Regions from separate parts of the Homo sapiens genome. Here all the other regions are linked to region 2. The links are chromatin loops, found by intact Hi-C in ENCODE. Cell type or tissue: heart left ventricle. All regions are shown on one strand.

Region 1 (8,000 bases), 1.1 Mb before region 2:
AAGAGGCTGGTGGGATGTAATGTTGAAGGGGCAAGCCAGGGTTGGATAACTCAGGGCCTGCTGAGCCACAATAAGGAATCTGATTTGACTCTAAGTATATTTGGAAGCCATTGGAGGGTTTTGTACTGCAGAGTGACACCTCTGATTTATGCTGTAAACACTGGCTTCCAGCTGCTGGGTGCAGAATGGATTGGAGGGGGACGGGGAAGCAGGAAGCCTGGGGCGGAGGCTGTGGAGGAGTCCAGGTGAGAAACTGCATTTATCAAAGACACCATCCACACTGGTGTTGTGGGGCTGAGACTCCTCTGTCTCCACTGTGGACCAGCTACCCTGTGCCTGTGACTTCCAGACACTTCTGTCTGTTATTCTTTAAAAGGCAGTTCCCTCCTTAATTCTGAGGTGAGGATCTGCCTTCACAGACTCACTTCAGCATCCTGAAAGTCTGCCAGAAGCCCAGTCTGACTGCCTGAGTGAGGCCTTCCCAGCACTGTGTTAAAAGCTGGGATTGAACCATTTGTTCAGGCCCTCCAATCCTAGCTGTGCCCTACCTCCCCAGCAACTTCATCCTCTTCAGAAGGGCTGTCCCCACAAATAAGGCGGCAGCAACACCGTAGTGTGTTGACATTGGACTTGTGTTCTTATCTAGATGTACCAGGGCTGTATGACCTATGGCAAGTCATTTTACCCTGTTTTCCCATCTCTGCCACCTTCACCGCCTCTCCATATTGGTTCAACAAATGATGTCTCACACCTGTAATCTCAGCAATTTGGGAGGTTGAGGTGGGAGGTTCGCTTGAGGACAGGAGTTCAAGACCAGCCTGGGCAAAACAGTGAGACCCTGTCTCTACGAAATAAAAAAATAAAAGTAAAAAAATTAGCTAGGCATAGTGAGGCACACCTGTGGTCCCAGCTACTCGGGAGGCTGAGGCAGGAAGATCGCTTGAGCCCAGGAGTTCGAGGCTGCAGTGAGCTATGATCATGCCACTGATTCCAGCCTGGGTGAGTGAGTGAGACCCTGTCTCTTAAAAAAAAACAAACAAACCAGTAAAGGGTTTGTGCATGGTGAGGGGCCACTTGGAATTGAGAAAGCAACCAGGTTGTTAGTACTTTGAAAGAGAGAGGCAGACACCCCTTCTCTCCCTGGTGGGGCAGATAACACTGCTGTGCACACCATTAGTGCCCATTAAAAGTATCCTTTTATGAGGGCAAACTGTTCTTCAAGTTCACCTTGGATATTCCTGCTCGGTGTGAACCTCACCTGCTTTATGAAGGCTTCCAGGTTCAGCTGACCTCACGTTCCTTATGTCTGGCTGGACTCTGGATAAACTTTAATCCAAACACCCAAGACACTGATTTGTAATTTTCTTTGTGTAGATCTTTCTTCCTGATCAGGCCAATGTGTCTCGAAATGAGGCCCTCCAACCACATCATAGTTTTCAAGGTGGAATGGGTTAAAAATACAGACCCCTCTGAATCAGAATCTCAGTGTGTCGGCCCAGGAATCTGCGTCTCTGTTTTTTTTTTTTTTTTTTTTTTTGAGACAGGATCTCACTCTGTCATCCAGACTGGAGTGCAGTGGCACAATCATAGCTCATTGTAACCTTGAACTCCTGGGCACAAGGGATCTTCCTGCCTCAGCCTCTGAATAGCAGGGACTATAAGCACGGGCCAGCATTTCTGGCTATTTTTATTTTTTGTAGAGATGGGATCTTGCTAGGTTGCCCAGGCTGGTTTTAAGCTCCTGTTCTCAAGCCATCCTCCTGCCTTGGCCTCCCGAAGTGCTGGGATTACAGGCGTGACCCACGATGTCTGGCTGAATCTGTCTTTCATCTGGCAAATGATTCTTGGGCTCGCAGATGTTTTAGAACCAGTGCATTACAGAGTGAGTTCCTAAGCAGAGGGACTGCATCGGATACAGCACCACGTACCACGGTCCCCTGTGCAAATCTTACGCTCAATAAATGCATGTTGCTTGAATGAATGAGGTTTTAGGCAGGGATGTGGGGAGAGTCATTTTATTCTTCCTAGAATCCCCCACACTCGCTGATGGTCCCCATGTTCGACAAGAGGTCTCACCAAATTTTTCTGCCACTGGGAAACTTCTCCAGTAAGAATTCCCCTATGCCCCACTGTATAATCTTCTCATTAATACACAGTATTGTAAAGGTGATCTATAATTAGATGCTAACCGCGTTTGCCGTAAAATTGGGTGGGCGAGGTCAACAAGGTAAGCTGGGAGCCGGCTGATTGTTATGATCAATCAATAACCTATTTATTTCCCAACATTTCTATTAACCTCTGCCAGCCAATCACAGTTTCAATTTGAAAGGCTGGGGTCTGCTTTGCTGACTGGAGAAGTCTGATTGAAAGCGGGCCTCTGACATGACCCCAAGGGCGAAATCCAATTAAAATCATTTTCACTGGTAGATTAATATTTTTAGCATGTTCTACATCCTGGGATTCATCATTCCTGGCAATAACTAATGTCTTGTGACACGAGCAGGTGGATTGGCACTGCCATCAATAATAATTGTGATTAATTAGCTCATCAGGTGCTAGGATGGCTTTGGGGAGGCAGTTGGTGCAGCTTCTGGGAACTTCTCCCGTCAAACCCTGGTTATGTGGATGTCTCTGGGTCATACCAATGTAACGGCCTTTTCTGAGTAGGAATGGTGTTTATCTGTCTCTGGGTCTGAAACTCCCTTGGAACTATGAGTTCCTTGAGGGCAGGTATTATTTCTCATTGCTTTCAGCAAGTCACTTATTGTTTGGCACACCCAGCTGCCCTTTTCTGAAGACTGTCCTTTACTTTCTCCATCCGCACAGCTACAGTAGAAGCCACCATATTTGTGTAACATGGCCCCATTCCTGGCTGCTGCTTATTGAACTGGGGTAGAGCCCATCTTAAGCCAATGGCTCCATTCTTGGATGCTCTTGATTGGACCAGGGGTAGGTCCCGACCCAAGCTGGGACAATGAAAGCATCAAGGCACCACTTGTGGACACTGTTGATTGGACAAGGGGTAGAGCCAATCTTAAGCCAAACCAATGAAAACCTTATGGCACCACCTCTGGATGTGGTTGATTGGATTAGGAGAAGGGCCCAACCCAAACTGGGCCAATGAAAGCCTCACGACCCCACCTGTGGACACTGTTGATTGGACAAGGGGTAGAGCCCATCTTAAGCCAAGCCAATGAAAGCCTCTTGGCTCTACCCCAGATGTTGTTGATTGGACTAGGAGTAGAGCCCAATCCAAGCTGGGCCAATGTAGATCTTCCTTAGTATGGAATTAGGTTTAAGGGAAGGGGTCCTACTGGCCAACTTGAGTATTTAGGGGAGTTGATGGCCATTGTTTGTACTGTAAACAGGGAACTAGTTATGAATGAAAGTGGTGCTGAGAGAGGAGAAAGGATGAGGGATACAGAAAGTAGTACATCTTAGATTTCCTGGTACATCTCAGTTCCTGTTTCCAGGCCACTCCTGAAACCTGACTGCATTCCAGCTCCTTGGTTCTCTGAGTTATCTCTGCATCTTTGTAATAATTATTCTTCCCCCTACCTCCCTTGCTTGGGCTAATTTGAATGAGTCTGTTACTTTCAACCAAAAGTATCCCAGTGAATTTAGAGCCCAAGAGATGTCCAATGTCACACTGCAGGCCAATGAAAAACTATCCTCTTTCTGCTGACTCTCAGATGCAAAGCCTTTTGGGGGAAGAAAGAAACAAGGAAGAAAAAATAACTCACATTTATTGAAGGCCTACTGTGTGTTAGGTGCTTTGCAATGTCATGTATTTAATGTTTACCAGGCTGGGAGGTAGATTTTATTTTATTAGTTTACAGATGAGGAAACCGAGGCTCAGATATGTTGGATAACTTGTCCAGAGAAGAATTGGGGGTTGTATTTAATTATTTTGGCAAATTCCATGATTGCTGAGCACCCCATGTTGTCTCTTAAAAAGAGGTGTGGCCGGGCGTGGTGGCTCACGCCTGTAATCCCAGCACTTTGGAAGGCCGAGGTGAGCGGATCACAAGGTCAGGAGATCCAGACCATCCTGGCTAACATGGTGAATACCCGTCTCTACAAAAAATTAGCCGGGTGTGGTGGTGGGCGCCTGTAATCCCAGCTACACAGGAGGCTGAGGCAGGAGAATGGCGCGAAGGCAGGAAAATGGCGTGAACCCGGGAGGCGGAGCTTGCAGTGAGCCGAGATCGCGCCACTGCACTCCAGCCTGGGCGACAGAGCGAGACTCCGTCTCAAGAAAAAAAAAAAAAGAGGTGTGCTGCTTTGCTGTAGATATCAGCATGAGGCTGTTGAAAGATAATGAGGTAGCCAGTGGGGACCCTGGGAAGAAGTCAATCTTCAGATTGGTGATCAGCCTCTTGAAGTCCTGTAGAGAACAGACAGAACCAAGAGTTGAGTCTTGACCAAGTCTCCCCCACCTTCAAAAACCATCTCCTTCTAGAACCCACTCACTGCTTTCTGATTGCTTCAGGACTCCCAGGACCCACCCAGACAGCCCCAGCTCCAGCTTCTGGAGACATCTCATTAGTGGGTTCTCTGTAGCCATTCCATCCTTAGGAAAACCCAGGGCAAAACCATATCTTCCAAAAGAGGCTCTGCAATGGAGAAATCCCAGTGGACCAAGGTGCATGATCTGCTTTGAAGCGTTCAGGGATATTTGTCTTCTCCCATTGGGCTAGTGGTGGCGAAAGGTGCACCAGGCTCCCCTTAATGTACACATCTGGATTGAACTGAGATTCCCACAGCAGATTTTCCAATGAGGAGTGGATTGCAACAGGGAAATAAATATAATTATTTATATGCATGCTGGAGAGTTTCAACAGGTACCAACAGATATATTCAGGAGTCAGGAAACCTTGGGAAATTCCTATAGTCCCAAATTCGAATCTCTAGGTCAAGTTAGCTGACCATAAAAAATCAGCCTGGGAGGTGTTTTAACACTGCAGTTTCCTGAGCCTGACTTCTGGGGATTCTGATTCCTGTGGCATATTCGTTCTTTTGAGAAGCTTCAGAGAGAATCCTGACAACCAGCCAGATTAGAGATACACAAGGCACATTATCACATTAAAGGCACTAAAAAGTCCTGCAACAAAGACACCCATGACATTTCATTGAACCAGTTTATCAAAGTTAAACAAACACAGGTCCCTCTTTCTCTATGTTTTGGTATAATACCTGTTTTTACAAGGTCTACTGCTCAGAGAGCTTACCAACTTTCCCGCTTAATAATTATACACTAATATCATGAATCCAGTGATTTTTTTCATGCCCTTCCTATTTTATAGCATTGGGTTATTCTCTCCCTGAAGACAGGAATAGGATCTGTGTTATTTGTAACATCCTCCACATAGAGTCTGAGGAAATGAGTGAGTCTCTTAAAATCGTCTTTGAATAGGGGACGTGGTCCTCTGCCCACCAATAGGAACATTGATAACAGGGTAGGAGAAAGATTTAAAGCAGCTGGTCATAGTAGGAAAGCCTGCAGAGCCACATTTGGTTGACAGTTGTGGATGTTGAGTGCCAGCAGTCCAGCTGCTTCTCTTCTGAGCTGTTTCTCCACTGCTCTGAGATCTGCCTCTTAACAAACTTGGTCCCCAGGTATGAGCCCTCCTGAGACATTTGGTTAAGAAGAGGAGTTTCCCATTTCTCTCCTTCTCCTCCTTTCGGCCACCAGTGGATTGAAGGGAGCAGTGCTGAGGCCATTTAAATGGGCTTCTCTGCAGAACGAACAAGCCCTTGTGTTGGAAATTGGGTTAAATTCAGCATGCATAACCACTCACAATGGCTCTTTACACCCCAGGAGCAGTAAGATCCCACTAATCTTCAGTCAAAACAATTAGAGCATGAAGGGTGGTGTATTCATCCCAAAGGCACTGGGCAACTGGGAGTTAGGAAGGGGTGGGACCACCCACATTCGGGGCTTTGACTTTCCAGCCGCAATGACAAGGCCAAAAGACCCGGGGGATTCGGAAAGCGGGTCTGGTCAGAGAAGTTGCTTCAGTCCATCTGTCTCTTTCTCCACGTGGTGGACTCTTAGCAAGTGCGAGGCACTTTACATGCACCGTGTCATTGCATCCTCACATTAGCTTTGTTACCATCATCTCCTATTACAGCTGAGGAAACCGAGGTGCACAGAGGTTAAATGATGCACTCATCAGAGCCCAGCAGCAAATAGATGGCACAGTTAAATCAGTCCGGTTCAAGAAGAATTTAATAAAGGTACCATTCAAAGAGGTGCTGACAGTGTATTAGTTTTCTATTGCTCCATAACAAATAACCAGAAACTTAGTGGCTTTAAACAACACCCTTCTATTAGGTCATAGTCCTGTAGGTCAGTAGTTCAGGCACAGCATGGTTTTCTGCTCAGAGTCTCACAAGATTGAAATTAAGGTGTTGCTGGGGCTGTGATGCCATCTGAGGCTCAAAGTTCTCTTTCAAACTCTCTCAGGTTGTTGGCAGAACTCAGTTTCTTGCAGTTGCAGGACTGAAGTCCCCACTTCCTTGCTGGTTGTTGTCCAGGGATTGCTTTTACCTCCTAGAGACCACCCTCAGTCCACAGACAGTTCACAGCCTGGATATCTGCTCCTTCAGGGCCAGCAAATGGCTGTCTCTCACTTGAAATCTTTCTGACTTCTAAGGGTCACCTGATTAGACCAGGCCCACCCAGGATAACCTTCCTTTTGATTAACTCAAAGTCAACCTAAGACAGTATGAAATCCCATCATATTTGCAAGTTCAGGCCACAGTCAAGGGGAGGGGATTATTCAGGGTGTGTTCACCAGGGAGCTAGAATCTTGGCGGCCAGTTGAGTTTTCTGCCCTCCACAGACAGGATGTGGGAAGCCACCAGGAATAGTGCACTTCCCTGGGGATAGCAGTGGTGGGACTTGATTACCACCCCTGGTTATGAACAGATGAGGAGCTGGGAGACACAGAAGGAGAGGGCTGCGTAGTAGAAGCTGGGACCTTTGGTTGAAGGACACAGCTAGTCCCTGGTGACTTGGCAAGGAGGGAGCTAGAGGAATAAATAGGTTGACCTCAGTTTCCTTCCTCTCTTTCATCTTCTGTTGTTGCTCTCCGTTGGCTGATCTTAACAAGAGGCTGGAGGAAGGGGCACAGCCTATTTATGCAGCCAGTAGAGACCAACTTCTTAGGGACTGGGTAGGTTGGAGGAGGATGGACAGTGGATCAAGAGGGGTAAATAGATGATACGCCGCACAAGCAACTTCTTAGAGTCACACACCTTCTAGTGTTAGAGTTCAGATTCAAATTCAAATCTCTTTAAAGTCAGATCATACCGTGCACCCTTCCGTTTCCTGACAATCTAACAATCCAGTGAGAGACACACTTATATTTCTACTTCGTAAAGGTCCAGAGAGGTTAAGTAAATAAACCAGAGTCACACAGCTAGCAAGTGGCAAAGCTGGGATTCTAATTCAATTCCAAAACTTGACTTCCAACCTCTCCACCTCCATCGACCCATATATATCCACTGACCAATCTATTCATTCATCAGACTTTTACTGCATGTCTTAAGCTATGCACTGTGTTCAGAGCGGAATGAGATTCCATTCTTTTCTTTTCTTTTCTTTTCTTTTCTTTTCTTTTCTTTTCTTTTCTTTTCTTTCTTTCTTTCTTTCTTTCTTTCTTTCTTTCTTTCTTTCTTTCTTTCTTTCTTTTTCTTTCTTTCTTTCTTTCTTTCATCTTTCCATCTTTTTTTTTTGTTGACAGATTCCAGATTCTCCCTCTGTTGCCCAGGCTGGCTGGAGTGGAGTGGCATGATCTTGGCTCACTGCAATCTCTGCCTCCCAAGTTCAAGCAATTCTCCTGCCTCAGCCTCCCGAGTAGCTGGGATTACAGGTGTCCACCACCATACCTGGCTAATTTTTATATTTTTAATAGAGACGGGGTTTCATCCTGTTGGCCAGGCTGGTCTTGAACTCCTGACCTCAGGTAGTTTGCTCGCCTCGGCCTCCCAAA
Region 2 (8,000 bases):
ACTGGCTTCAGGACATGGAAGGCTCCTTCCGTGTCAGGCTGGTGCTTTGTGCATTATACCCATGGTCATCCTCACGGCAACGCCATGAAGTGGGGACTCAGAACCCATTCTACAGATGAGGAGATCGAGAAAGTCAAGGGACTTTCCCAAAGTCAAACAATGGCAGAGCTGAGATTCTAATCTCCCTGACACTGACGCCTGTCTCTTAACCACGGCCTGCTCTACCTGAATGTGATCGTTCAGGTAAAACACTTAGCACAGTGCAGGGGACATGGTAAGTGCCAACAAGTGTTAGCAACCTTTATTACCACTGTGATTATTACCAAATATTATCAAAATTATGATTCATATTATTCTCAGTGTCTCCCTCACCCACACAAACATGAGAAACTAGTACAAACACACACACACACACACACACACACACACACACAGCAATATCCTTAGCCTTCTTCCTCTAACCCCCGTATCCTTTGGAGCTTGGAAACTCACCGGGACCACAGAAGCTCAAGCCCTTCTTGCAGGCAGTGTTCCTAGAAGGACTGGAGGGGAAGCTACTTCTCCGGACACCTGGGGTCAGCAGAACAGGCCTCTCCAGTGGGCCAGTGGTGGAAAGGTCAAGGATTTGGGCATTACAGATTCAGATTCAAGTCTTGTCTTCACCACTTATGAGCTGCGTGACCTTAAGCAAAATACTTTTTTCTCTGAACCTCAGTTTCCCCTGTTGGAAAGAGACATGAAGGCCAGTTGATATACAGCATAGGGACTGGAGACAATGCTTTCAGAGTGGAACAGAGCACGGCACAGGACAGACATTCTTTAAATGGCAGCCCCTCTTATGACCATGATTATTTCTTCTGTGTTTGGATGCGGGGAGATGCAGAACAGAACCACAATCCCAGGAAGCCCCAGCTATGACCAGGACAGAGGAGAGGGCAGATGACTAGAGTCAGAAGATATGAGACCCTCATGGAGCTATAGTCTGCTGTTTGCCAAGCAACAGCACCTCGTCTATCTTGCTACACACAATGTCTGTCTTTTGGGGTCTCTCCTCGATCTGTTCATTATGTACATACCAAATGCTTATAATATGCCAGGGCCTGGTCTAGGAACTCAAGAAAAAATGTAGCAGACACAGTCCCAGCCTTCAAGCCAGATCAAAGGAAACCTACTATTTGATGTGAAAGGACTACATTACACACCTGTAAGGGACAAAATAACTGCCGGGAAGGAGGGATAATAGAGAAGGATTCCCAATGTTGGGTTTTGAAAGTAGAATAGGAGTTTGACAACCAAATAGGGTCACAGGACTTTCCAAGAGGAGTAATCATGTTAGACGGGGTGCAGGAAGGCTCAAGCAGAAGTGAGTTTAGAGCAGTATGAGGAAGGGGCAGGATCAGGAGGACCTCAAGGCCGGGTGGGAAAGTTTGGACATTGTTCTGGGGAGCTATGGAAAGGTTTAAAGCAAGACCAAGAGACATTGTCCAAGGTGAGTTTTAAATATCCCTGGAGACCTGAGGGTCTCCCTTTCTTTGCCTTCACTGTGGCCCCAGGAGCCATCTTTACCTAGTTTCCTTGGAAACAGGGCTTGGGATAGGGGAAGTCTCAGGTCTGTACCCAAGCAGCCAGCACAGAGCAGGACCGTGCCTGCTGCCTCTTCCATCTCAGGCCCGTGCACAGACAAGAGTCCCCTCTTGGTTCGGTGATTATAGATGCTGCTCTCTGCGGAGCAGGACCTCCTGCCCATTTCTCAGTTGGGGTAGGTTTAGGGGCATTTCTAAATGAGAGCCAGATCTCCTAGGTTCAAAGCCCAGTATCACCACCCCCGACCTGTCTCCAAGCGTGTGAGGGAGGCAAAAGTGTGAGAAAGCACCCAGTCCCCACTATATAACTTATATAAATTATATATGTACAGTATATTTTATAGTGTTAGTATATTACATAGCTACCCTGTGAGGTAGGTTCTATTCTTTTTCCATTTTATAAAAGTGAAAACTGAGGCACAGAGAGGTGAAGGAGCTTGCCCTAGGTCACACGGCAAGTAAGAGTCAGAGCCAGAACTCAAACCAGGCCTAGCCTAACTTCACCATTAGCCCACGTATCAGTCACAAAGATTCTCCCTTTCTCAAACCCAGGGCTACCATCTGGAAAGAGGACGCCTTGCCCACAGTTCTGATGCCTGGCCCTGGGTCTAAGCCCCTGGAGAGTCCCAGCCCTAAAGAGGGGTCCCTGCTTTCTCTATTGTTTTACTTCGCTGCTCCCCTGAGGTCTCTGGGGTCTGATCACAAGGTTTCAGTGTAGGGAACTACTGAATTTCCCCTCAAAAGATACCTGGAACAAGAAGTATCCCCAGCGCACTTGGCCTGGCAGGGCTACCTGTGCAGGAGAAGAGCTGTGGCCACTATAGGGCATTTCAACTTCCCAGGTACCAGACACATGGGGCTGAGGCTCCATAGCTTGCCGCTAGTCTCCAGATCTCCTGGACAACCCAACCTTCCCGGGGAATGCTCCATTTTCATGAGTCTAGCTCAGAGCCAGAGCCAGTATCTCAACCGCACAGCAACACGCTTAGCTTGTGACATGGAGGATCAGAAATGAGACCCTTGCTTGAAAGCATGAATTGGAACGATGCTACAAACCTCCCCTTTTCTGAACACAGAAACTCTCTTAGACCTCACTGAATCCAGAAAGCAACCCTAGGAAGTAAGCATCTCCATTATCCTCTGGAATGGAGGCTCTGATTGGTACAAGAACGACGTGTTCAAAGCCACATCGCGACTGCATGGCAGGGCCTGGTTTCATACTCGGATCCGTAGGGTCCTAGAGCCATCCTGCCAATGTCTCCATCTACGTGGGTTTCTCTTCCCCAGACGGCATCCAGCTATGAGCTTCTATTTTCCATTCTCTAAGTGAAGTATGCTGAACCCAGGCCCTGCTCCCAAAATAACTCAAACCAGCCCCACAGGCTGGAACGGAGGCCCCAGCGACTCCAGGGCCCAGTTAGCCTCCCCTTGAAAAAGTCCCTATTCAGCAAAAAAAGGAGGAATAAAAAAAACAGCCATCACTCATAAAGCGTCACATACCACACAATTAGTCAGAAAATGCAAAAGTTCAGCAGGTTATTCAACAAACCTATTTAGCATGCTCACAAGCCCCTCCCTCCCCACCTCTTCATTTTCCCTCCCTGCGGCCATCAGCAATGTGGGCTCATTACCACCGAGAACCTCGCTGGAAAGCCAGCCTCATAAACAGAACAAAATAAGCATCTATGATGGGAAAACTTTGGATGGACCAGTCATTAGCCGACACCTTTCAAATCACACTGTCGATTGTCACCTGCATCTCCTGTCCCCCACCCTCTCAGACACCCATGGCTGCATGCCCTGTCTCCACTGAGGTAAAGAGCAAGTGCTGGAAGGAACCACCCCCAATGCCAAGACCCAGGCTGAGCTTATCTTCCAGGAAGGAGCCCTGTGTGCAGCTGGAGTCTGCAGCCAAGCTCCTCCATGTGTCAGCAGCGACGGCAGCCGGCATGTGGCAGGTGCGTCCCTGTTTGCTCTACAGCGCCCCATTCCTCTTCACTTTCCTTACAGAGGGGTGTGCTGGGGTGGTTTAGAGCATCACACAGATCTGAGATCTGTGACCTTGAGTGCATCATTCCCTTCTCTGTGCCTCAGTTTCCTCATCTGTAAAATCAGTTTCCAGCAGTACCTACAGCAAAGGACATACGTGAAGACGGAATGAAATGGTGTAGGTTAAGCACAGCAGTCACACGCCATCCCTGGGAGGCGAGTAGAGGCACCTCCTCTCTAAGGCTCCCTGGAAGTGTGCTCCAGTGTAAGAAATGGGGGGTGCCTTGCTGACATCCTCCAGAGATCCAGGATAGGAGGAAAGCAGCCTCCCATCTCTGAGCACTCACCATAAGATGGACTCCTTTCCATAGGTTATTTCTAATTCTCGCACCAATTGTACTGCAGGAATAGATGTGTGCCCATTTTATGGACGGGAACCTAGAGGCAGGACACCACTTTGAGAAGGAGCTTGGGGAGAGTTCCTCCAAAAGAAGATCCCACACTTATTGCCCAAAGGGCTCAGGAAGGAAACGAACGGAACCCCCAGGGAACCCTCAGACACCCCACCTCCCACCCCCACCATCAGTCACACTGTCTAAGGGATTGTAAAGTGGACGACAATGGGGCTGATGGGCTTTGAATGGCCCTTCCCACCCAACTAGGAAACAGAGCCCAGAGGCAGTGAGTAATGTGCTTATTTGATCAGATTCTTGGAAACGTTCACAAATCATCACCATTCGCCCTGTGACAGTGTTACCAGCTCTTCCTTTAATTGTTGTTGTGTGCATAGCAGGAAGGCAGTGCAGTCTGGAGGTGAACAGGGTCGGCCTCAGGCTCGACTGCACATAGTCCCTTTACCTCCTTGAGCCTCAGTTTCCCCATTTGTCAAATGAGGAGGATAATCTTCTCTGGAGTTGTCAGGGGGGTGAACAAGCACAGAGCATTTAGCACGTAGTTAACACTCAATAAACGGCAGCTACTACATGGAGCCAGGCCCCTGCAGGGCGGGTGGCTCCCTGCGGGGCAGCCCTGAATTGATGAGGTGCCTGCTCTCTTTGGTCTCCCCTCAGACCCTGGCTGCATGGTCCTGAGACTCCTGGCTCCGGTCCGGTCCGGAGGCCTTGTCACGCCAAGGCCCTGCCAGCAAGGAAAAGGAGCGCTGAGTAGAGAGAGGACTCACCCCGGGTTCTCTGGGCCAGGCCCCAGCTGTGCAGGCCCCACCCTCTCTTGGCCACCTCCACCCCAGCTGAGGCTTAGCCGCCAGCCTCCGACATTTGCCACCCGGCCACCTGGTGAGCTCCAGGCAGGCTGCAGGCGCCAGCTGCCCCCACCTCTGGCTCCGATGAGCTCATCTGGGTTTCCAAACTTCCAAAGCGGCCAGGAATGTTTGCTCAAATGTTCCGAGCCCAGAGAGCGTTAAGAGCAAACCAGTGCCCTCCGCCCCCCTTCCCTGAGCAGAAAGCAATCTGCTATAACTCAGACAGGCCGGCCTCACCAAGCCCAGGAGATGGATGCAGCGTTTTGGAATCTATATCACCCAAAAGGAAAATGCCTCTTAAATCACAGGGAGCTGGGAGAGAGCGGGAGCAGGAGGCACCGGGACCCAGTGATGTTCCAGAGGTCAGGCCTGGAGGAGGGGAGTATCACCAGGCATGGAGTCACCCTGGTCATCAGTGTGTCTGCTGCACCTTCTTGGCTCAGGTGGAGAGAGGGAGGCCTGGGGACGCTCCCCTAACTTGAATGCTTGCTGGGTGTGCACACACACGTACATGCACTCATGCACACCTGTGTCCACATGCACACACACATGCACAAAGTGCCCACACTGATTCAGCCCACTCCCAGGTCTGTTGAAATCTCTGCCCATTTTATCCCTCCCTTCCTGGCCCTGGCCACCGCTCTCCAGACCTGGGCAGCAGCTGGGCTCTAAACCTGATAAAGTCAGGTCACAGACAGCCCTTCACTCATATCCTTAGAACATTCAGTGGATCTATCTTTTGAGAATAAAGATCAAATTCCTCACTGCAGTGTGCAAGGCCCTGCATGCCCAGCCCGGGTGACCTTGCCATGCCTGGCCCAGTCCCTCCACCAGAGCTGCACTGGCCCCTACTGTGCCCTTCTCACCTTCTCCCATCACAGGCCCTGGCAGGGGTTGTGCCCATGGCTGGAGGGCTTTTTGCTCAGTGAAGGCACAGCCACACCTCAGCTCAGCCGCCACATCCTCAGGGAAATGCCCCCCGCCGCCCCCGGCAACTCCTACCAGATAATCCCGGCACTGGAATGCTCTCTTACCCCCAAGGTCTGGGTAGCGCAACATCCAGCAGTGTTATCTTCTGGGATCCTTAATGAATCTCAGTCCACCCCACTCCATCAGGAGCACCCAACCAGCAGGGGTTCTTCCTGGTTTTGGCCACTTCTGTTTGCATTTCATTCATTTTCCGAATGAAGGAGTGAAGGGCCCTTGCAGTCCAGTCTTATGAACTCCTATTCATCCTGCAAGGCCCTACTTGGTACTTTTCAAACTGCAGATTGTGACCAATTTATAGATTAAAAAGCCATTTAGGGAGTGTGGTATACACATACAATGGAATACTCATCAGCCACAAAAAGAAATGAAATTCTAGACAGGCACAGTCTTGTAATCCCAGCACTTTGGGAGGCTGAGGCAGGAGGATCGCTTAAGCCCAGATATTTGAGACCAGCCTGGGCAACATAGGGAGACCCTGTCTCTACAAAAGAATTAAAAATATAGCCAGACATGGTAGCACATGCCTGTGGTCCCAGCTACTCAGGAGGCTGAGGTGGGAGGATGTCTCAAGCCCAGGGAGTTGAGGCTGCAGTAGCTATGATCATATCACTGAACTCCAGCCTGGGTAACAGAGCAATACCCTGTCTCAAAAAAAAGAAAAAAGAAAAAAAGAAAGAAATGAAATTCTGACTCATGCTACAACATGGATGAACATTGAAGACATTATGCCAAATGAAATAATCCAGGCCAGGCACGGTGGCTCATGCCTGTAATCCTAGCACTTTGGGAGGCTGAGGTGGGTGGATCACCTAAGGTTGGGACTTCGAGACCAGCGTGACCAACATGGAGAAACCCCATCTCTACTAAAAATACAAAATTAGCTGGGCGTGGTGGTGCGTACCTGTAATCCCAGCTACTCAGGAGGCTGAGGCAGGAGAATCACTTGAACACAGGAGGCAGAGGTTGTGGTGAGCCGAGATCGCACCATTGCACTCCAGCCTGGGCCACAAGAGTGAAACTCCATCTAAAAAAAGAAAGAAAGAAAGAAAGAATCCAGACACAAAAAGACAGTGGGTGATTCCACTAACGTGAAGTAACTAGAAGAAGACTCATAGAAACAGAAAGTAGAATTAAAGTTTACCAGGGGACGGGGTATCGCGGAATAGGGAGTTAGTGTTTCATGGGTGCAGTTTCTGTTTGGGATGATGAAAAAGTTCTGTGGATGAATAGCAGTAATGGCTACACAACAATGTGGTGGTACTTAATGCTACTGTACTGAGCACTTAAAGATGGGTAAAGTGATACATTTTATGTTATGTATATTTTACCACAATAAAAACAAAACGTAAGCTATACAAGTAAGTACACCTTATATTACAACAATTATCTAGTGAAACTTTTGTTTCATTATGTGTGAATTACTGCATTTGTGAAAAATATATTTCCAACTTCTTTGAATCAAGACCCACTAATTTTTTTTTTTTTTTAAGACGGAGTCTCGCTCTGTTGTCCAGGCTGGAGGACACTGGTGCAATCCTGGCTCACTGCACCCTCTGCTGCCTGGGCTCAAGTGATTCTCCTGCCTCAGCCTCCCAAGTAGCTGGGATTACAGGCACCTGCCACCACATCCAGCTAATTTTTGTATTTTTAGTAGAGACGGGGTTTTGCCATGTTGGCCACACTGGTCTCAAATTCCTGACCTCAGGTGATCTGCCCGCCTTGGCCTCCCAAAGTGCTGGGATTATAAGCGTGAGCCACCACACACAGCCCAAGACCCACTAATTCTTTTTTTTTTTTTTTTTTGAGATGGAGCCTCACCCTGTTGCCCAGGCTGGAGTGCAATGGCACTATCTCGGCTCACTGCAACCTCCACCTCCTGGGTTCACACAATTCTCCTGCCTCAGCTTTCCGAGTAGCTGGGATTACAGGTGTGCATCACCATGCCCGGCTAAGTTTTTGTATCTTTAGTAGAGACAGGGTTTCACCATGTTGGCCACGCTGGTCTCGAACTCCTGACTTCGTGATCCACCCACCTCAGCCTCCCAAAGTGCTGGGATTACAGGCGTGAGCCACCGCGCCCAGCCTAAGGCCCACTAATTCTTAAAAACACTGTGCTCAGGAGTCACGGTGCCTCAGAAGCCTGATGACCTCGGGCAGGGTGACATCCTCTCCTCTCTGCA
Region 3 (8,000 bases), 700 kb before region 2:
CAGGGCACAGTGCCACCTGGCCCAACTTCGCCTCACACACTGAAGAAGACGGTGTAGGACATTTTCTGAATGTGCACCCTCATTCCAACTGTTTACATCATTAATTCATACGGCCCAATTTGCATCTGCACACCAACTCAATACTTTTTATGATGCAATTACTACTCAGAGATGAATTTTTTATGAGTTTCCTTTTAATGTCTCCAGGGCCTTTTATTTTGAAGAAAACCTCCTTGTGGAAAATGGCTAATCTTTCTTACAGTGAAGACTGAAAGCCTTCTGGTTCTCCCAGTCACAACCTAAATGACACTTCTTCCAGGAAGCCTTCGCTGGCCTGGATGAATGGGGAGGTAGAGCTCCCTGTGTGATGGGCAGCAAAGTAGGTTGGTGGTTAAGAGAACAAAAAGTGGGGTCAAAATAACCTGGTTTCAGGTTCTCACTGCAGCACTTAGTAGCTGTGCAAACTTGAATAAGTAACTCAATTTCTCTGAGCCCCAGATACTTCATCTCAACATAGGGTTCAATAGCCTCTCTCCTAGACTTGCCTTTAGAATGAGTGAGATCTTACAGGCTAAGTACTTGGTGCAGAGTTAGCACTCATGAAATATCCACTACTATTATTATAACACACTAGTATAACACAGCAGCTGGCAGCCATCCACACAGATAGGTTCACCTTTTTGGCCTCCATAATTCATTTGGTGGTTATGGAGATAAAGGTGCAGGTGCTCACCCTCCCCCAGAGAGATACATAGCATATCTTAGGAGTTTAATGTCCATGAGCTTTGGTATACATCAAATTGTCTTTCTTTCTTTTTTCTTGATCATCACAGTGTTGATCAGGTCTGTCTACCAAATCAGGAAGGGGAAACAGGAGGGGAAAAGGTAGAGGGAGCCCTGGGGAAGCAGTTTGCCCTGGGGTGAGGTGGTGAAGGCAGCCTGGATTTGAACTCTGCTTCCTAGAGTTTCTGAGGTCTTGGGCTGGGAGGTGCCTTCTTTCCATTTTACAGATGTAACGCTTTAGGTCCACAAAGGGGAGGGAAGGGGCTAAGGTCCTATTGCTCCTCCCAGTGCCTGGAATAATGCGTTTTTAGGGAAGCTTCCTCTGAATGTCTAAGACACCCTGGATTTCCTTTTTAAAACACTCTCCCAACTTCTCGTAAAGGCTTTTTCTTTTTCTTTTATCCTCACACTTTATACTTTATATCTATCTTTCTCTATTCTCCTTCTTTCTCTCTCTCTCATCTATCTACCTTTATCTTCTTATTTTTTATTTGACAAATAAAAATTATACACATTTATGGTATATAGCACGGTATTTTGAAATACGTATACCCTATGGAATGGCCATACCAAGCTAATTAGCATATGTATTACTGCACATACTTAACATTTATTTGTAGTGAGAACACTTCAAATCTATTTTCTTAGCAATTTTCAAGTACACAATATATTGTCATTAACTATAGTCACCCATGCTGTACAACAGATGCCTCGAATTTATTCCTCCTGTCTAACTGAAATTTTGTATTCTTTGACCAACATCTCTAAAATTTCCTTGCCATATTATTGACAAAACATTACACATTCAAAAAATAAAACATTCAAAATAAAACATTCAAGCAGCACAAAAACTCTCTCACCTCTTTGAACCCTAGTACCCCAGCTTTCTCACTAGACACCAACTTTTCCCAATTTCCTGCAGATCCTTCCAGAGACCTTCTCTACAAGAACCAATATATCAAAGCCTATCCAAGGCTCTTGTTTTGTAGAAATGGACATGAAGTGCAGTCATTGCCTGTGCCTTCACTTTTGTCACTTAGGTGTTGTTCTGTCACCATATAGGGATCTGCTTCATTTAAGGGCCACATGGTATCTCATGCTAGAATAAGCCAAATTGCATTTAACCAATCTATCAATGGACGTTTTGGTTGCTCCCAAATCTTCATCTATTACTACATTTTTGATATCTGCCTTTCCCACCTGACTGTAGACTTTATGAGGATAGTGCAGTCTGTGTCTATTTTATTTCTGTCTCTTCAAAGTATAGCATGGGGTGTCTGAAACATGGTAGGTGCTCAATAAACAGTCCTTAGATGGATGGATAAAAGGATGGATGGATGGATGGATGGATGGATGGATGGATAAAAGGATGGATGGATGGATGGATGGATGGATGGATGGATGAATGGATGGATGGATAGATGGATGGATGGATAGATGGATGTATGATGTATGGATGGATGATGGATGGATGGATGGATGGATGGATGATAAATAGATGGATTGGTTAGTTGTAGAACCTGGACTAAGTCTCTGATTCTCCTACCCCACTCTTTTGTGGCCTGAGGGACCCAGCTCTTTGACAGTCTCACCCAAGGAGGAACGCAGTACGGAGTCCCCATCTTCAGGCAGAGCCAACAGTGGAGACGAGCACATGCTGTCCCGCTGTGCTCACAGCTCCATGAGCAATAGCAGGCTCCCAACCAAAGCTCTCCCTTGGACGCTCACAGATAGCAGCGGCTTCCCAAGGCCTGCTGGGTGGAGTTGCACCACGTTATGGAAACTTCTATTTCTGCTTTATAAAAACAAAGTAGGAAAGGAAACCTGGCTCGGCAAGAGACACATGCTGGCCTCGTGAGTCATCTTTCTCCAAGCAAGACCAGAAAATCCTCCCAAAACTGGGGCTTTCACTGAGTCTTTGGCCTACATGCTTATGTTTCTCCCTCCCGAACCCCAGAGCCCTGTACACATGGGAGTTGCAAACTCAAGTGCCCCCCAGGAGACTGGCCAGAAATGTACAATAAAAAGTGAGGCCAGCACATGGCAAAATGAAGGACACTTTTCTCTTCTACACCAGCAATCTTGTGTTTTTTTTTGTTTTTTTTTTTTAATGTGAAATATCTCAACTTTTAAATTTCAGAGACCAATGAAGATATTTTTTAAAATGCTACATAGGCTAAGTCAACTTACAGAGGGCTGGCTTTGGTCAGATGGCCACCTGTGTGAGCCTCTGTTGGATGCTCTGTTGGATGTGAGAGTCAGCAACACTCGAGATCATTTATGTTTTCACCTTCTCTGTGGACTGGGACTCTCTCTGTGCAATTCTGTATCTCTGAGACCCTGCAGAGTGGGAAAATAAAGCAATTGTTGTGTGCTTTTTTTGCTTTTAATTAATGCATTGATTTTACAGATACTTATTGATCATTCCATGTATATGCTAGTCTAGGTGATGTCCGTTTTGCATCTCTTTTCTATCTTCTTTCTGCATCTGCTGCATCCTAGTGGCTATAAGCTTAAGCTCTAGTTTCAAATTGCCTGGGTTCAAATCCTGGCTCTGTCACTTACTAGCTAAGTGACCTTGGACGTGGGATTCAGCTTTTTTCCCCAAGCCTCAGTTTGCTCACTTGTGAAATAGGGGTCATTATAGTCTCTCTCACTGTGAGAACTAAATGAACTGATGTCAGGAAATGTTTAGAATACCCCCTGGCTCCTGTTCAGCTGTTGATCATCACCCATTTGCCACATTCTTGTTAAATGCCCTTTATGGGTTAAGCTTGTGCTTGGCATTAAGGTTTCTGCCACAAGCAAAGTGGGGCCCACTCCCACAAAGACTTTCTTACTAAATTCTCAAAGTAACCCCATTGTACAGATGCAAAAACTGCGGGTCAGGGAGGGAAAGTGACTTTCCTGAGGTCACACAGCTGGTCAGTGTCTGAGATGGGATTCCAATCAAGTACATCTGTCCTTCCTACCAGAACCCATGCTTCTTCTGGGCGCAGAGAGATGGAAAGGATCCCTCTTTTCCCAAGGCTTCCCTTGACAGGCAAGGAGTTGGCCTCCGTTTCTGCAAGAGTCCCTCAGACAGCTCTGATCATTTTCAAGTGGACCCAAAAAGAGAAGGGCTGGCATGTGCTCATGATCCCAAGCCTGGGAGCTTGGCACAGCACAGGCCCTTCTTACTGGGCATGGAACCAAAATTCTTAGAAGCTTCTGACTTGTTTTCTCCTTTGGATGAAGGCATAGTGCATGTTCGCTGTGTGCCTCCATGCATGCCTCGTAACAGAGAATGGTCACACACATAGGGAGTCCACAGCTGAGGGTCATGTACCTTACCTTCCAAAGCCCCAGCCCTCTGCAGGGTGCTGTCTTGCCACCTTTCCAGGAACCGTGACCTCTGGGTTAGTTGGCAGCCAACATTTACTGAGCAGTTAATGCACATCAGACTCTATTCAAAGAACTTTACATTAACAGACTCAGTCTGCACAATCATCCCCAGAGAGGTAGATGCTATGGTACTTCCATTTGACAGATGAGGACACTGAGGCCCAAAAAGCAGAAGTAACTTGCTTAAGGTCATGATGCAACTCAATGTTAGATAAAGCCAAATGTCAAAATATGAGTTCTCAGAGGTCTCTGGGTTAGAGAATGGTCTTTCTGGCTGGTGGCACTTTTATGATGTGCCTCAATATGTCTGGGACAAAGTGGCATTCAATTAACCCAGCTCCATCCACCCATCTGTCCACACACTTATGAGTCGTATGATCCTGGGTTCATCAGTTCACCTTTGGGACACTCACTTCTAAACTGCAGGCCAAAATGCCAGTACTCACCCTTGCAGGAACGAGGACCAGAACACCTGAATGGGTAGTTACCTGCTTTGGGAAAGTGACATGCTGGGTAGGCAGAAGGAAGTGTTCACACCAGTATCCCTCATCTCCATCAGGCTTGGCTCTGAGCCCAGGTCAGGCTTGAGCACAGCCAATCAGTGACTCATCCTTGCTGGGGGCATAGTCTGCTGTTGTGTTAGAAAAGCTAGACCACAATGATTAATTCAAGCATGATAAGAACGTCTGGGCTCTAACCATCTGCTACTGTGTGACCTGGGGTAAGTCCCTTCCCTCTCTGGGCCTCAGCATCTCCAGGTACTTAGACCCTATGAACTCTAGGAACATTTTAGGCTCAGACAATTGATGGAAAATTGCAAAGACTCCACGGGGGGGGGGTCTCCCTCAACTAGTTTCTCTTTGCCCTCATGTCTGGAAATCTAGTGGCAAAAATGCTTGCTCTCCTAACTAATTTGTATCCACCTCTGGCACAAAGAAACCTCAGGACTAGTTTTCTGTTCCCGCAATTAATAATATTATTGTTGTTGTCGTTGTTAATATTCACTGCATTAACTGAACTCAATGTGCTGAGTCTTTTACACCCATTGTCTCTTTGAATCCTCAAACTAATCTCTTGGGCTAGATACTATGATCCCTTTCTCTTAACAGATAAGGAAAGTGAAGCTCCCAAGACTTGATTAAGTAGCTCAAGGTCATCCTCAGTGCCAGGATCAGAAGCTGCAATTTGAACTGGGGAACTCTGGTCTAGCCTTTCAGCTCTCAGCCATGAGACGGCACACCCAGCCCTGCAGATCAAAAAACAAACTTGCCCTTCCTCGCCTGAAAACGCTCCCTCACCTTGGCCACCCGGCATGAAAACATTCTGAATCCAGACTGCCAAGAAAGAAGAATCAAGAAAAAAGGAAGAAAAGAAAAATGAAGAACGCTTTGTTCCTTGAACTGTTCTCCACAAGCATAGTCTCCGCCAGGTACATTACTTAACTGCGGAGGTGACCCCCGACACCCCCCCCCCGCCCCCACCCTGGCTGCCTCGAGCTCCCTTGGCAGCCGGGTAGTCACGTGATGCCCAGACAGCCCTGGCTGCTATTCAAGCGTGTCCATGTGAAGCAGCTCTAGCGAGCATCGCTCCCAGAGGGGGAAGGCGGGGGCCCGAGTCAGCCTTGGACAAGGCCCCTCAGCCCCGCGCCAGAGAAGCCCCTGTCAGTGCCCACTGCCCTTTCAAAGACACTGCACGCTGGGCCTGCTCCCTGCACCCTTCCTTGCCCAGGAAGCAGCAGCGCAGGCCAGATGAAATGGCGGCCACAAGGTAGCATCGCTGAGGGGCTTCTGTTCATCAGAGTTCAGCCTGGTCTCCCGGCTTCACTCATTCATTAACTCACTCACTCATTTGTTCATTCAATCACTCATTCATTCATGCATTCATTCATTCACTCACTCAGTCACTCATTCACTCATTTATTCCTTCATTTACTCCAAACTTCACTCAATCATTCACTCACCCAATTATTCACATGTTCCTTCACTCACTCACTAATATATTCACAAATTACTTCACTTACTCATTCATTTATCCATTCATTCAATCATGTATTAGTCCATTTTCATGCTGCAGATAAAGACATGCCTGAGACTGGGTAATTTATAAAGAAAAAGGAGTTTAATGGACTCTCAGTTCCATGTGGCTGGGGAGGCCTCATAATCATGGAAAAAGGCAAAAGGCACGTTTTACATGGTGGCAGGCAAGAAAGAGTGAGAGCCAAGTGAAAGGGAAAACCCCTTATAAAACCATCAGCTCTCATGAGACTTATTCACTACCATGAGAACAGTATGGGGGAAACCACCCCCATGATTCTATTATCTCCCACCGGGTCCCTCCTATGTCACATGGGAATTGTGGGAGCTACAATTCAAGATGAGATTTGTGTGGGGACACAGTCAAATGATATCAATTCGAACACAACATATCATCCACTCTTCTCTGCACTGGGGACATAACAGTGAGCAAAATAGATGAGATCTTTTTGGAGCCTCAGTCTAGCAGGGTAGATAACCATTAAACAATAAACACTTAATTATTCAATTGCAAACATGCTAAGTTTTAGAAAGGAAGAATAAAGCGTATGATCATATATAATAGGGGCCCAGCCTTTTCAGACACCCAATTACAAAAGCATAGCTCAACTCCCTTTCACTCCCCATATTGCAAAGCAGATATCTACAAGATATCTACAAGAATCATGAAGGCCTAAAAATATGTCAGTGTTGGAAGAAACATCAATGATTATCTGGCTCTTGGTGGCAAAAGGCAGTGACATGGTATGGTCAAGGGCTCAGACCTTTGAGTTGATTTCTGGGTTTGAATCCAGCTCTGCTATCAACTGCATGCCCTTGAATGAGCTATTGAAACAATTGGACTTGGTAGAGTGAGAACAAACAGAGTACTAGAGCTGTGGGGGAAGATTAAATGAGAGCCCTATGCAAATCATTTAGCATGGGCCTGCCCCTGGGCAGCAAACAGTGCATGCTACCCTCGATCATGCTCTACTTTCATTGAGCATTGGAGGAGGGAACCACATGCCTTAGGATGATCCAGTAGGAGCCTGCACTTGAACCCAGGCCTCTGGGCTCCCAGTCCAGTGCTTTTTCCAAGCACAGAAGAACCTTTGATATACAATGGAAGAACCGCCATTCTCCTGTCTCCACCTGCTGTTCACCAGCCTCTGTCATAAATGTCCCAGAATCCTCACCCAAGATCAAGTCCTGACATCCAAGTGTCCCCCACCCCAGGTGGCTGCACAGCTGTCTTCCGGGGCATCTTGGTTGGTGGGAGGGGAGAGAGAAGAAGGCATCTAACACACAGCTTCTATTTGCCATGTCAGGAGCAGTAACTTCTCCTAATTATTTCCTGGCTCCTGGATTCATTAGCCACCCCAGTATTAATTCAGATCACTGCATTTATCCCCATCTGTCCTAGATTCGTCACCAAGACACTGACGATGCTAATGTGGTGGTTTCAGCAATGAAAGAGCACTGCAGAGTTCAAATTGTTGTTCAGAAGGGGGAAGGGCTCTAGCAATTTTTGGTTTAGAACAAGCAACGAGAGTCCCCCACCAAACACACACACACCACCCCCAAGCCCCCAATACCCCAAACCAGGCAGCCCAACGGCCCACGGGCAGATAACCTTCTGCCCTGGCCTCAGCATCAGAGAAATTCCTTTTAAATGACTCCACAGACTTCCCCACCCACTGAGTTCCCCTCTTTGGCTAACAGATGGGCTCAGCTAACCATTCCCAGCTTTCCGATAAAGCAGTGTCAGGCAGTGAGGCCCCCTCGGAAAGGCATGCTTGGATAATAAATTCCAAGGCACCC

The links. Peaks named below come from ENCODE experiments on the same cell type or tissue, not always from the same donor. Only the 100,000 strongest peaks of a DNase experiment are listed, where the experiment ranks them.
Region 1: a loop joins it to region 2, with 7 times the contacts of the local background. A loop is called at or near these places in 39 of 110 quality-filtered maps.
Region 3: a loop joins it to region 2, with 4 times the contacts of the local background. A loop is called at or near these places in 8 of 110 quality-filtered maps.

What each region holds. Positions count from the first base shown.
Region 1 is chr22:26,684,188-26,692,187 of GRCh38, forward strand. The region is part of intron 1 of MIATNB (MIAT neighbor); the gene reads left to right. Among named protein-coding and RNA genes, the nearest start is that of MIATNB, 15 kb to the left of the region's middle. RefSeq lists an enhancer at 5,484-6,105. In heart left ventricle, no CTCF peak of the experiment used is centred here; no DNase peak of the experiment used is centred here.
Region 2 is chr22:27,805,899-27,813,898 of GRCh38, forward strand. No RefSeq gene overlaps it. Among named protein-coding and RNA genes, the nearest start is that of MN1, 8.1 kb to the left of the region's middle. RefSeq lists enhancers at 4,111-4,632, 4,633-5,154. In heart left ventricle, no CTCF peak of the experiment used is centred here; a DNase peak (open chromatin) is centred at 4,813; H3K4me3 peaks cover 501 bases; H3K27ac peaks cover 1,102 bases.
Region 3 is chr22:27,103,239-27,111,238 of GRCh38, forward strand. No RefSeq gene overlaps it. Among named protein-coding and RNA genes, the nearest start is that of LINC01638, 120 kb to the right of the region's middle. RefSeq lists an enhancer at 7,847-8,000. In heart left ventricle, no CTCF peak of the experiment used is centred here; DNase peaks (open chromatin) are centred at 2,563, 4,743 and 5,763; H3K27ac peaks cover 3,571 bases; H3K27me3 peaks cover 927 bases.